Linked DNA regions of Homo sapiens: all the other regions are linked to region 2. A link is a loop called in an ENCODE intact Hi-C map of the cell type or tissue named here. Cell type or tissue: A673. All regions are shown on one strand.

Region 1 (5,000 bases), 190 kb before region 2:
TTCTTCTCAAAATTTATCCACTGGTTGTAGTCCATTAATGATACTTTCCTGAGTCAATTATTATTATTAGGGCTGCCAAATGGTGGTTTTTCTAATTTCATAATTTCTTTAACATTTATTACAAATGTTGCCTTCCTATTGTTAGAAAACTTCCTTCTCATTCATATGTTTGTTTATATGTTTATATTAACATGAACTCATGGAGTTTTACCCTATCCAGTGGGTACAAACTTTTACTGTCATTATTTATTTTGATTCTAAATGGTCCCAGACTTGTCTGGTGGGGGCCCCTCAAGCTGGCTCCTAAATTTCATTTATTTCATTTTATTTTGAGACAGAGTCTCACTGTGTCACCCAGGCTGGAGTGCAGTGGCAAGATCTCGGCTCACTGCAGTCTCTGCCTCCTGGGTTCAAGCAATTCTCCTGTCTCAGCCTCCCAAGTAGCTGGGATTACAGGCGCCTGCCACCATGCCCAGATAATTTTTGTATTTTTAGTAGAGACGGGGTTTCACTGCATTGGCCAGGCTGGTCTCAAACTCCTGTCTTCAGGTGATCCACCTGCCTTGGCCTCCCAAAGTGCTGGGATTCAGGTGTGAACCACCATGCCTGGACAAATTTCACTGATATTTAATCAATTTTCAAGTGGTTTTCTTTGCATCTTATATTCACATCCCTACCAACCTCACACTTTGATCTTGTTGTTCTTTTAGTTTTGTAAACACTGCAAAGCAGCCATGTATACCCTTCAATGAAGAAGGATAAGTAATCACAAATTAGGATACTCTTAAAAAACTTGTCTTTGAAGACTTTATTCTTCATAATCAAATTTTACATAAAGCCAATCCCAATATCAATTTAGGGTGATAATGTAGGACAGTAACAGCAGCTGAATTTTGTGTTTTAAAGCAAACCTGCATTTTGATTTTTTTCCGATTATTTCATTCTCGATCACTTTATTTGCAGATTCAGAAAAGCCTGAATTTGCAAAAAGTTTGTTTCGATCATCATAGGCAAGGTGAAATAGAAAGTCGAAGAAATCATCTCGGTCATTACGGTAAAGTACCACTTCTTTCTGTGGGTAAAAGTATTCTTGGTTTTCTGTTTGTTTTCAGGGCTGAGAGTGTATGTGTGGGTGCAGAGGGTGGGCAGTGTGGGCGTCAGATGGAATAGGGGAAGAGGGAGAAGGTAGTGTGGGAGAGGGCCACCTACCCTACCCAAGAAACTTAGCAGGCTACAATGATAAAGTGTAAAGAACAATTACTCAATTAAGATTACTCTGTCTCTGTAAATCTACTTGCCTCTTTAGACACATTTAAAATATTATAGGATTTTAAGGTTTCCAGGGCTAATTTTAAGACACAAACCCCTAAGCAATGCACATGAAAAAAACAATACCTTTCCTTTGGGACTACCTTTTCAAACTCCAGTGTTTCAAATACAAATTACAGCAGATACATTTATGAAATGAGTGGCCATGGATCCTCTAGAAGTCCTTCAGCTAGGATGCTCAGCTTGGTGGCAAAGGTATGTTAGCATCCAGCCAGGACTCCAAAAGCCGTGATCCCATAATTGATCCGACTGAGACTGTGGAGGAATTTAAGCATAACATAATCCCTCAAATCATCTTTTGGCCCCAATTGCATGTTAACAGTTGCACAGAAATTAGGCTACACGTGTATTTATTATTTTGCAGCTTTGCAGACACAACAGTATATTCCCCCATCTGATTTATTTGATTGACAGAGGCCTTGTTTCGGTTGCTGGAGCTCCATTTCTCTGGCTCTAAGAAATTCAGAAAGTGGCAACCAGGGAAAAGACAAGCAACCAAATCTCCTGCTTTCACAACTGCAGTGCTGTCTGAGCTTGTGTCTGGACTATCATATACCATTACAGTTGATCAAGCTTAAAAAGCAAACTCAGATTTTCAAGCAAAGCAGTCACTGGAGTACATTTATGGATCGTGTTCTCATTCCAATACAGTCCCCAGGGGAGAAAGTGAACAGCACCAGGAATGGATCTGCTGTTTCCCTTCAATATAAGTTTTGCATAATACAGAAATGCTAGTCTGTAAACAATATGAACACCTGTCATACACATGACAACCAGAAGGTGGCACAGTCTTAACATTGACCAAGTTCTGTCAGCTCTACTGTTGAATCCAAGCAGATTTGTGATAACTGCTGATTGCACTATATACATTCATTTATGCATTTGTGTCTGTCCTCAACTACATATAAACAAACCTCTTCCTATGCCTGAAAACTGAGAACTCTTTGCTTGTTTCCATTTTCTTTTTATCCCCTCTCCCCTCCCCACCTATACAATTAATATTGTTTTGGTTTAAGCTTCAGAGGACTTGAATATTGCTCTGTATTTATCTTCCTGTTAGAAGCACTTGGTTCATGAAACCTAAATGGAGCCTCATGATTTGCATCTTTCTTATGTCTTATTTGTAACCGATTGCCATCATGAGAAGATCTTAATTTTATATTCATTCATTAGTAGAGTTTCATTCAAATAGTAATTAACTCTTTGATCAAAACTAACAAAATGAATTACTAGTATTGAGTGGTGTGCATTCATATAATTCAAAAGGAAATTATAAATTTCTGATGCGTTAAACATTAGATTTATATTGCAGGTTCCATTATAAAGAAAAGGCCATGAATTCACTAGTATTTTTCTTTCTTTAAGAGAAAAGAGAGCATGCCTTTGTATTTTATGAAACTGGATTTATTAAGATTCATGAGAGGCCTTAATGGTAAAAATGAACAGTGTGTAAAAAAGTTGGCAACATTTCATCACAACCTGTGAGTGCTGGCAATTGGCATCATTTTTATACCCAAAACGTACACTTCTCATGGCCACCAAGTAAACTCTTTAAAATTAGTTACCCTTCAATTGTGAATAAAACCAATTTCCCTGATGTGAATTCTTGTATTTATTATTTCTTGTTCATTTAGGTGGAAGGTCTAGATTGAAAATGGACCTCCTGTTTTCCAATATTTGGGACAGCTCCCTTCCACATTATCCCTCCATGCTTCCATGCTCACACCTCTCCACAAATGGGGGAGTTCCCTGTAAATTGTTCCTTTCACTTGGCCTTCTATGCATTCTCTCCTTCTGCCTCTGCCATCTGGCAGCCTTCCTGCCCCCACATGATGTCCTCTGTCCTTAGTCCAATATGCCTGTCAGAATGCTTATTGGGAGGGCAACCCTCTCCAACTGGGAAGCATACTTAGCCCCTACGTATAGGCGGCATCTAACATTGGTTGAACTAAACCATCACTTAGTCATGGGGAGTTCAAATAGCAACACAGAGAAAAGTCTATATTTACTTTTTAATAAGCATAAATCCTGAAGCGATGACTCATTCCTATGAGCACCCTTCCCTACTAAGTCCCCCTTAAAAAAAAAGGCACCACTTAAAAACCAGATTCTAGATATTTCTCTTTACAGAATATGAAGAAAGTAGGCTTAAGTGAAGCCAAGTGGGTAATATATACAAATATACATCTTTTTCCTTGTTGGACATTTTTGAAGGCTATTTTACAGGTATAAATAGGTCACACCTCAGAGAACCTAAACGTTTTATCTTATATGCCCTAACCTCAACCTTCTAGGCTTTAGAATCAATAATGGCATTTTTTTGTCCCCTCCGGTTCCATTTCTACTTAAGCCATAAACCACAGAAATGGAAGCTTAACCTCATACTGGCTGTGTGACATTTTGACTCTCCCCTCAGGGTCCTGAAATATCCCAGCATATGCCCATTCTGGCATAAATCAGAGAACGGCAAGCTCAGGGGACACCATATGGCCAAACGCCTGCATGTTACATTGGGGCATGCTGAGGCTTCAGGTACGCCCAGCTAGGCTTAGATCTGGTGTTGGTCTCATGGGCCAGAATTGAATTCTAAGAAGTCCTCTGGGGAGGACAGTCCAGCCTATGGAGGGCTGAGAATAGCTACTTCAACCTGGAAATGTTTCAAGAATCTACGCTAATTGAGATTGAATTGTCATCCTCTCATGTGAATCATCAACTACAGTCCTCTTCTGCTCAAGGATAAGTGGTGAAGTGAAGATTTACTTCTATAGGGGCCAAGTGGAGACAGTGCTCCACTCCTCCCTGACATAGCCTGGGTGCTTTAGGAACCAGGAGGTTTTCCTCCTCTCCAACTGAATAACACCATAGTAGGTCTAACAGATAAACGATAAAGCCTCAGGATTCTCATGCCAGTATACAGTAGGTGCTAAATAATGTTAAAGCGAACAAATAAGCTCTCAGGTTCCATGAAATTAAACGTAGGTGGTAGAAATAAATCTTGAAACTTTCCTTCTGCTCCCTCTTCTCTCTTCCCTGTGTCTTATAGATTCTGATTTTCTATTTAGCTCCAGAGTCTACATCAGAAGTTGTAGATTTCTTTTTGTGGAGATGTTGTTGAGGGTGTGATAAAGAAGGCTGGCTTGCAACAAAAGTCAGGAGAGCCCTTATGCTGTTTCCTTAATAAAGTATAATAATTCAAATCAATTAAATTTAAACTTCTTAGTAGTATAATATAATCAATTATGTACGTGAAAAATGAGGAAGACAAAGTAGATACAGAAAGGAGAATTTGGGGCCAGGTGCGGCAGCTCACACCTGTAATCCCAGCACTTTGGGAGGCCAAGGTGGCAGGATCACTTGAGGTCAGGAGTTCAAGACCAGCCTGGCCAACATGGTGAAATCCCATCGCTTCTAAAAAATACAAAAGTTAGCTGAGTGTGGTGGCATGTGCCTGTAATCCCAGCTATTCAGGAGGCTGAGGCAGGAGAATCGCTTGAACCCTGAAGCCAGAGGTTGCAGTGAACTGAGATCGCACCACTGCACTCCCACCTGGGTGACAGAGTGAGACTGTCTCATAAAAAAAGGAGAATTTGGAAAGGAATGGAAAAATAGAAAAAAATGTGAGGATGAGAAAGTGGGAAAGAGGTAGAGAGTAGGCTGTGATAATGTGTACC
Region 2 (5,000 bases):
GTAGGTAGATAATAGCAAAAGGAAAGAAGGTTCACTGCCCTATTCAAAAGCCCCCAGTGGGCCTCGGTTGATGGTGAGGCATTCAAGGGCTTCCTTAATATGGCCATCATTCCAGTTTTCACCATCCTGTAGGACTGCCACCCCACCCTCTGGATGCTCTGTACCCCTGTTCTCCATACCTTATATATTTTCTCCACCTCAACCAAACACCCTTATTTTCCAGTGTGTAACGTCCTCTCCCAATCATCACCTGTTGATATCCTAGTCAATTTTCAAAGCTCCCTTCTTCTATGAAGCTTTCCTTCGATCTCCTTACTGGAAATAAGTCTCTGTTCTCTCCTCCTACAGCACTTCATCTTTTTCTCTTAGCATTTATCCCATCTCAGTGTTACAGCTCTCCGTATAACTGTCTTCTCTTCCTTCAGTATTATAAACTCCTTCAGGTAAGCAGCTCTGCTTACTCATCTCGTACTCCTGCCTAGTAAGAGCCCAGAAAACCTTCAGCTCTCAATACATTCTGAATAAAATTTCCAACGGAAAGAGTAAAGAAGATTCCATCTTGAAGTAAGCAATCAAATCTACCAAATCTCATCTCATATCAATTTCTAATAACAGTGCCCAAAGGAACCAAGTGAAATTACCAAATTAGAAGTGATAAGAGGTTGACTCTCTCCAGAAATTTATTGTAATTAGAAAGAGGTAATGGTGTCTAAATAAGATGAAAGAAGATATTTTAAAGATGATAATAACAAAAACTGTAAGTATTACTTTAAAAGGTATTGTAGAAATTGTTTTAAAGATTTAAATTCTAACTTTTTAAGGCATTATCTATGTAAACAAATTGAAGTAAATAAATCTTGGGTGGGGGAGCAGTGATTAGAAAGAATAGGAAGCAACCTAAAACAAGATAATAATTCTATATAAATTGTTAATTCCATAACAGCATTTAGTAGTAAAGACATAGGAAAGACTTCTAATAATGAAAAGGAAACAAAATATAAGAACATATTCATGATAATAACAGAAAATTATTCAGGAGTACACATTTATTCAATCTGTCAATCAAGCAAACAACCGAAATATTTTTAGTATACTCTATGCCAGAAATGGTGCTGGGTGTAGAAGAAACAAAACACTCTTCATAAATAGCTATGGATATATTAAAATGTCAGCAAAATAAAAGTTATATGTGTTTTAGGTTCTAATGAACACAGTAGAGCACACGTTCAATTCTACCCTTGAAATGACCAAATTTCACGGTAGAAATTACTAGAGTGGTTCAGGAAAGGCTTTACAGAGGAAGGACCCCTTGAGCTGAGACTGGAACATCTTGAAGGGTAAGTAGACTGTCATTGGTAGGGGTATGAAGAAGGAGAAAAGCTAAAGGCTTCATTTTAGAAGGAAGATTAAGAGCAAAAGCACAAAGCTGAGGAATCATCTATGTGTGCTGGGAGCTACAAACAGATCAATATGTCTGAAATCCAGGATGCAAGGAAACATACAGGAAGAAGGTCTTAGAGTGGTTTGCTAAGCTGAAAAGTTTAGAGTTTGTTAATGTGGACTACTTGAAGAGTTTTAAGCTGGCCATATACAGGCAGATTTGCATTTTAGAGTAACACTTTGGTGGGAAGGAGGAAGAAGAAGTGGAGGGAAGCAAGACTAGAGAAAGATGTCATTAGAAAACTCTAACAGTACTCTAGTCCAGTGATGACAGAGGCCTGGTATGTGGTAGTGAGGATGAAGAGAGGTGACAGATTGGAGATATATTTAGAAAGCTGATTCAACAGGACACGGTGATTAATGGCAAACGGAGAGGAAAAGACAATGAGGAGTCCAGGTTTTTGGCTTAGGCAATTGGGGCATGTCATCTTGTACAGTAGGAAAAATGGAAGGAGGAGTGGTTAATGGGAAGACGATGAATTCTATTTCAGACATCCTAGGTTTGAGGAAACTGTGAGGACATCTAAGTGGCAATTTCCAAAAGGCAGCTGAATTAATGTGTCTGGAGATAAGAAAAAGGTAGGGCTGGAATTAGACATTTAAGAATCGTCTCATATATTGGTTAATTTAGTCCATCAGAGTGAGTGGGATTTCCAAGGTTAATGTATAGAGTCTGAAGAGAACTGAAAATTCTCTTCAGAGGAGGGAAGGAAGGAAGGAAGGAAGGAAGGAAGGAAGGAAGGAAGGAAGGAAGGAAGGAAGGAAGGATCAAACTTCAGACAGCAACCAACACAACATGAAAGAGATGGCTACTTCAAAGGAAATGCTTTTGCAAGTTCATGCCTGCTGTATAATTTTACTCATGCTATTTCCCATCAGTATTTTATCCCTCCTAAATCTAAGTCTAGTAGAACCCTTCCCAATCCTTCCTTATCAACAGTTTAACCAATGCTGCCATGAAAAATCCTCTTCTTGGGAGTCTTATTCTATAGGAACAGGTTATGGACAACTTTATCTTTCCCTAAGATGAGAAAAATTCTTTAGAAAATCCCCTGGTGCATGAAAGAAAAAGTGCAAACTCTTTTATCCTCACTACAAAAATTAAGAGCATGCCTATGTCTTCTTTATTCTATGTCACAATTTTTTAAGTACTTCACCGTTTAATTAATTCATTAAAAAGCATTCATTAAGAGTCTGCCTTTTGCAATTAACATGCTGATCTGTCTGTATATTGCACTACAGATTTAAGCAGATGGGAAGCCCTAGAATTATATGATTGATAATTTAGGGCTTAGAGGTAAAGCATCATAGAAAAATCCTTAGATCAGTCCTTCTGAACCACAGTGGTTGTTGGAGTACATTAAAAATATCAAGAATGCCACAATCAAATAATCAGATCAGCAGGCAGATAGAAATGTAGGGTTTATCTGTGAGGTAACTATGATTGATCAGGTGAAAGTAAAGAGAATTTAAGATTGATGCATATACAGGGTTTGTTATACCATTCTTTTACTTTTGTTTGCTTGAAATTTTCTGAAGAAAAACCAAAAGACAGAAAGAATCCCAGATAGAGAACACAAAAGATAAAAATCAATTTGCCTATTAAATCTAGTCAAAGAAAGAGAGGCAGGATGGTTGAAGGAGACAAAATATAGAGTTGAGAATGTCAGCTCTGAAAAAACTCATGCATATGAATTGTAGCCCCACAATTTTTCCACTGTTAAATGCTCTTAGAGGATTTGCTTAACCTCTCTGTGCCTCAGTTTTCTTATCGGAAAAAAATAGTGATAATATCCATCTCTTTGAGGTGAGAATTATATGAGATAAATTTAGCATAGTGTCTGGCACATAAAAAACCACCATTAAATATTAGCTATTTATTATCCCTAACAGACTAGAATGAGGTGAAGCCAGAAAGGAAGAGTCATAATCAAAGAAGAGAGTGATCAAGAATCCAAAATGTATGTTTCATGTTCCACTTGCCATTCAATCCATCCACTAACTTATTTCATCTTTATTATCTATAGTTTGAACTTTAGTTTTGATATGTTATTCCCCCGTTTGATGTTAGATCTCAGATTAACCCCATTGGACCTGATACAGCTATTAATAGTTGCTCAGAGGATCTCGACATAGTGTATATATTTAAACTTAGCAAGCATTCTAAGAGAATCCCTGGGTGACTTTAGTATGCTGCAGCCTTGTGCAAAGGCAGCTGGGAGCATGTTGATCAGTAGGGAAGGGCCCCAAAAACAACTGTGTAGGGATGCTGGGAGGGTTGGGTGAGACTACCTAAAATAACTGTACCCTTTAGAAGACAGGGAACATTCTTCTGTAGTTAGTTGTTTCATTCCCAGAATCTAGCACAGAGTCTGTCACTCAGTCGACACCCAATAATAATTGACTGAATAAACAAATGAATGAATAAACAAACTTGTACTGAGATCCTACGATAAAGAGGTAGGAAACTGTTTCCCAGTATTTTCATTCTGAATGAACTTGAAATTTTAGCTAGAATGAATTTGCTGCTGATCAGTTCAACTAAAGTCCATGAACTCAAAGTTAGCTGAGCCCCTGACTTGCTTGATTTGGATCTAAACTCACAAAATGGAGCTTTTCAAGAACCAACAAGGATGACTGACAGATGGCAAGAATCTGTGGAGGAGACATAGGCCCTCCCCAAAGACACTGTGACAGCCACACTGGTAGAAACTGCAGCCCCCTGTCTTCAGGATGACCAGAGCTGCTCAACCTTTTAGCTTGTGTTTACTACAATTTTCATGCTTCAAACTTCTTCATCCCTTCATCAGGAGGGCAATTTCTCTATTTCGTTTCAAGCATCTGTTCTCCATAATGAGCTTTATTTATTCATTTAGAGATGGGGTGTCTCACTCTGTCACCCAGGCTGGAGTGCAATAGCACAATCATAGCTCACAGCAGCTTCAAATTCCTAGGCTCATGTGATCCTCCTGCCTTAGCCTCCTGAGTAGCTGGGACTACAGGTGCATGCCATGCACCACCATGTTTGGCTAATTTTTTTTTTCACTTTCTCAATTTTTGTAGAGACAGGGGTGTCCCTTTGTTGCCCAGGCTGTTCTCAAACTCCTGGCCTCAAGCAATCTTTTCACCTTGGCCTCTCAAAATGCTGGGGTTACAGGTGTGAGCCACTGCCTCTGACCAGAAACTATTTTTAAAACACCAAATTTCATTCACTTTATCTAAACCTGCAATGGCATGACATGCAGTTTTTATTTTAGTCCCTGACTTTTTCTAATCTTAACTTGATTCCCATAATTTTATATTTTTGAGGCTCCCTCTCAGAATATTCTTCTTATTTACTTGAGCGTTTTAATTTCTTTTTCCTTTTTTTTTCCTTCCTACTGTTTTGTTTTTGAATTGTTCCTTGGCCAACAATATTTTTGGTGTAACTATGTGTTAGGGAATGTAAAAAAAATGTTTTTCAAATTATCTTAGTTTATATTTCATCCCCTCATGGTAGACATGATTATTCCCATTTTGCAAATGAGAAAAAGGGACCTAAACATTAAATAATTTGTCCA
Region 3 (5,000 bases), 650 kb after region 2:
CAATTATTTTGTATGACCAATAGAGAATTGCAACAGTTTTTGTTGTGTTGATACTCAATGACTTATGATGCTGAAAAACTAGTGAGGAAACAAAATAAGATGGCCAAAGCAGGCAATCTGGATTTTATGTATCAAAAACACTTGATGGTATGAGTCTTCCCAAAGAAGCAGTGACTCGCTTAGTGGATAAACCAAGAAATAATGAAAAGGAATAGTGTCATAAAAGATGCCTTTAAAATCCATTTGTATCTTGTCCTCAATAGCAAAGTACTGCTTGGAGTATTTTTGTTTTGTTTTATTTTTTAACAGAAGGGATGAAAAGGTATCTTTTTGTAGTAGCTCAGTGAGGTACCTCAGAAAAGTTGGAAATGAGCCTAAGGCACTAACACTCGTCCAAAGGTCCCTGGCCTAGCAGCACAAGCAGGGTTCCCACTAGGCCCAGCACTCATGAGATTTGCATTAGATCTCTGGGCTTTAAAGCACACAGGCAGCAAAAGATCGAGGGGCTGATATACTCTCACATTTCAGCACTAATTAGATAAAAAAGGGAAGGGCAGGGCATGCACCATTGTGTCCTGGAACAGAGAGAGAACACTAGTGAAATCTGAATAAATGCTGCAATTTAGTTAATAGTATTTTACCAAAGTTAATTTCTTAGTTTTGACAAATGTACCATGTTGACATGAGAAGAAGCTGAATGGAGTGTTAATGAGAACTCTCGTACTATCTTTGCAACTTTTCTCTTAATCTAAAATTATTCCAAATTAAAATGGTAAAAAAAGAGAGCAAGAACAGTGGTTCTTGATTCCTCTTCAGCTACTGGGTTGTGGTTATAGGAGACAGGTAAGAGCTATGATGCAGTTATCACTCAGTAACATATCCCATCAGCACATACAGAAATTATAATACCAATAATTTACATAACTGAAGAAGTAAAAGACAATTGGCTATCATTAGGCTGATTCACATAACCACTCACAAGAGTTTCATTTTCCTATAACACTCTAACCCCATCATTTTGTCTGGAAAAGATAAGCTCTATGCTCTAGGTCACAATTAATTAAATTAATGAAGAGTCCATATTTTATACGAGCCATTATTCAGAACATGATAGGTTCTGTGACTATTTACAAATTAGGGAAAATATAAAATTGACCCTATATGCAACCATTAAATAGAGATGTAATGTTTAGAACATTCAAATTCAACAACAACAACAAAAAACAACTTCCAGAGAAAGATTGAAATTGTCCTGAATTATTCTGTTGTCCAGATCTGCTTTATCATTGCTAGCTGGGGGATTTTTGCAGACTTCTTAACTGCCCTATGCTTCCATTTCCTTACCAAAAAAAATGAAGCTGCTAATAGGATCTGGGTCCAAAGTTTGACAAACAAAAAAGTGAGATAATGTAGGCACATTCTTGACAAAGTAAGCATTCTGTCACTTTTTATTAGGGTTTCAACATCACTTGGAATCCCAGGGCTGTTCACACAAAGGCTGCCTGTAAAAGCAGACAGTACTTGGCCAGGTGCGGTGGCTCACACCTGTGATCTCAACACATTCGGAGGTCAAGGTGGGAGGATTGCTGGACACAAGGAGTCCCAGATGTGCCTGGGAAACAAAGTGAGACCCCCATCTCTAAAAAAAAAATAATAATAATAAATAAAATAAAATAAAATAAAATAAAATAGAAAAAATTGGCTGGTCATGGTGATGGGTGTCTGTAGTCCCAGTTACTCCAGAGGCTGAGCTGGGAGGATAGCTTGAGCCTGTGAGGTTGAGGCTGCAGCGAGCTGTGATCATGCCATTATACTCTAGCCTGACGGAGTACAATGCCTCAGAGTATTCTTTTAAAAGTAGACAGTACACAGACAGACATTGGTCTAAACTTCAGGCCCTGAACTATACTCTGTGTTTCTTTTAACTAGCACAAAACTGCTGATAAATAGGATTGCTGCATGAAGCAAGCCAATACAGTGGGCAGATGTTAGATGAGTTCAAATTACAGCTGAACAAAACTTAAGGTATATTTGAATGCTGAGTTCTTCATATTTTTTCATATTTGTCTCAATCTTGTGGTACTCTGTAAAGCTAATGGTCGCTGATAATGCAATGAATAATTTGCCATTGTAAACTCGAGCTGCAAACTGAATGGATAATCTGTCCACTTTCTGTTGCTTGGGTTAGGCTGGTGTGCCAAAATAGAATATAGAATTTGTAGATAATATATACAGAACTTAAAATTTTAAGATAAAGAGATGATGCCAGTATTCTGCTTGGGACATTAAAGAGTAGGTGTTTGGCTTTCTGGGTGGGTGGACATATGCTGCTCGGGAGGTCACCACTTCCTGAACTAGAGAACCTTCAGAGGCATCTCTAACCTCCAGGGGCAACGTCACAAGAGTTTTACATGCTAATTGGCAGACTCTGAGGTCACTCCCTAAAGCACCACTTCCTTGTGGAATGTAAAGACAGTGTGCCAGGATCAGCCAGACCACCTGTGGGCGGGTGAGGAACAGTACTGGGGTAAATGTGGAGGCACCAGCTCTTAGAGCCGTCTCTTCCCATCCTGTTTGTAGCTGGAATGCACAGCCTTAACATACTATTCTGCTTAATCAATTCTGCCATCTAGTGGCTACTTTCTACCCTACTACTTTTCCTTTCCGGCTTTCCCTGTCTGATACAATCGAGGGACAGATAAGGATGCTCAAAGCCTGGGATGCCAGTTAGTAGTGGGTGGGGAAGAGGGGGAGGGAAATTGCAACCCTCCCATAAGAAAAGTAATCATTGGATGAAAAACAGGAGAGGTTCTTGGGGACTTACCTCCAGAAAACCAAGCATATAGGAGTCATGCTGGGCTATGTGGCTTCAGATCAGCAGAGAGAACAGCAGGCTCAGAGACCACATGTTAAGCAAAAATCCAAAAATCTTCAAAGACCTTCCAATGCCAAAAACCTGTGATGAAAATCCCCCTGGGTCTCAACCACCTTTGAAGGCAGCCTTTGGTTAGCCCTGCCCCCTCCTTTCTCTGAAAGCTGTGTGTGCCCCTACTCTGGGCCCCAAGCTGGTTTTTTTTTTTTTTTTTTTTTTTTTTTTTAAGAAAAAGAAAGGTTATTTGTACTCCTGAAGACATACAGGGGAGAGATGCGATTACTTATAGCTCAAAACCCTTCGCTTTTGAATGCAATTTACTTACCTTATGTCTGCAAACTCTGATACTAATGGATCACCATATATCCTAATCATCAGATTAAGATAATGCACTAATAAAGATACCATCTGATAATTGAGACTGCTGCATGTTTCATATTGCCATCAGAGACTAAGTGTAGAAGTCTTTGGGATGCAGTATTGAGTGAGGAAGTAATTATTTCCATGATTGCTGATGCTTTTCCAGAACACTGATTTTTTTTTAAAAAAAAAGCAGTGAAACGTTTATTTGAAGATAAAAATAAAATTTTGTTATGAACCAGTATATTAGGATTTCTCACAGCATTTCAAACAAACATGGAATTCAATAGGAACTTTATATATTTGTGTTACCACTGACCTGAGAGCAACCTGAAACTTTCCCCAAGAATCAGTATGTTGAATGCTGCAAAACAGAAACCTTTGTAACATTTTTCTTGTTATAAAATAAATGCCAGTTATTGGTGAAACATTCAAGAGACTAGAGAAAAGTATAAATTAAAAAATGATAATCAAAAAAAATCAATATCATTTTCGCTCCCTTGACTTAAATATTGTTGACACTTACATATTTTATACTAACCATTTGATTGCCTTAGTACGAGGCAGTTATTTTTGTTTCTGCTGACTTTCCCTTACGTAGTTTATAATTTTTATTGTGAGCTCATCTTAAGTTGGTATTTTATTATTGTTGTTGTATTATATGATTGTCTCCCCTGAGGGGGTGTTTTGTACCCTCTTCTTATGGAAGACTCTCTATATTTGCTTTTGCAGAATGCCCCAGAGACTTTGCTGGTTTCAGATATTCCATTAGTTTCTCTGCTCAGGAATCATATACAACATGGATGTAAAAATTTGGACTTCAGAGTAGAGGTTTTGATTTCTCCTGAGAGGTTTATTTATTTGCCTATAGAAAAGCTTTCTTAACTTTTCCCAGAACTGTTCTTTAAGAACGGGGCAACCCTGGGAGGCGGAGATTGCGGTGAGCCGAGATCGCGCCATTGCACTCCAGCCTGGGCAACAAAGAGCGAAACTCCATCTCAAAAAAAAACAAAAAAAAAAAGAAAGAAAGAAAGAAAGGAAGGGAGGGAGGGAGGGAGGGCGGGAGGAAGGGAGGGAGGGAGGGCGGGAGGAAGGGAGGGAGGGAGGGCGGGAGGAAGGAAGGAAGGAAGGAAGGAAGGAAGGAAGGAAGGAAGGAAGGAAGGAAGGAAGGAAAAGGAAAGGAAAGAAAGGAAAGAAAAGAAAAGAAAAGAAAAGAAAAAAGAAAAGAAAAGAAAAGAAAAAGAAAAGAAAAGAAAAGAAAAGAAAAGAAAAAAGGGGCAACCCTTCCAGGCCTAACTTTATGTCTTGGGCCTCATGGCATGGCTTCCCTGTTGGATGTATATTTGATTATCAATATCCCAAGAACCAGAGCCCTAATTCATACACTTACATTCTGCCTATGGTTAACCTCCTTGACTCTGCAACTAGACATTCTCCTTCTAACTCATCTTTAGATTTTTACTAAAGCAATATTGTTATATTTTATATAGCATTTCACAAGTTTTAGTGGAAAGTGGCTCACATTGCGTCAGTCTGCCATATTGCTGGAACTCAAGTATTTTCCTGTCTATGTATACTGTTTCATATAGCTGAAATAGTATACCACATCCTCACACCAAATTCTCCCTAAATTAGAGTAAAAAATAAGTTCTGTCATTCAAACCCTTCAAAGCTTCCAGGGTTAAACTCCTGCTCCATCTGTTCTTTTACTTAGAGACATCCAGCACTACCATCTGTTTTGAACATGTTTTATAGTAAGTGTTGTGGC

Evidence for each region. Hi-C counts contacts between places; a loop is a spot of excess contacts. Peaks named below come from ENCODE experiments on the same cell type or tissue, not always from the same donor. Only the 100,000 strongest peaks of a DNase experiment are listed, where the experiment ranks them.
Region 1: a loop joins it to region 2, with 5 times the contacts of the local background. A loop is called at or near these places in 2 of 110 quality-filtered maps.
Region 3: a loop joins it to region 2, with 3 times the contacts of the local background. A loop is called at or near these places in 2 of 110 quality-filtered maps.

Annotation. Positions count from the first base shown.
Region 1 is chr13:78,975,699-78,980,698 of GRCh38, reverse strand. LOC105370273 (a long non-coding RNA gene) reads left to right here. Exons shown (of 5, transcript XR_942108.4): 2 at 964-1,054. Among named protein-coding and RNA genes, the nearest start is that of LINC00331, 140 kb to the right of the region's middle. In A673, a CTCF peak has its summit at 2,104 (motif pointing right); a DNase peak (open chromatin) is centred at 2,118.
Region 2 is chr13:78,787,918-78,792,917 of GRCh38, reverse strand. LINC00331 (long intergenic non-protein coding RNA 331) reads left to right here. Exons shown (of 5, transcript NR_046869.2): 3 at 616-757; 4 at 3,334-3,401. Among named protein-coding and RNA genes, the nearest start is that of LINC00331, 50 kb to the left of the region's middle. In A673, no CTCF peak of the experiment used is centred here; a DNase peak (open chromatin) is centred at 1,957; H3K27ac peaks cover 5,000 bases; H3K27me3 peaks cover 1,089 bases.
Region 3 is chr13:78,135,462-78,140,461 of GRCh38, reverse strand. The region is part of intron 1 of OBI1-AS1 (OBI1 antisense RNA 1); the gene reads right to left. Among named protein-coding and RNA genes, the nearest start is that of OBI1-AS1, 83 kb to the right of the region's middle. In A673, a CTCF peak has its summit at 2,631 (motif pointing left); a DNase peak (open chromatin) is centred at 2,621.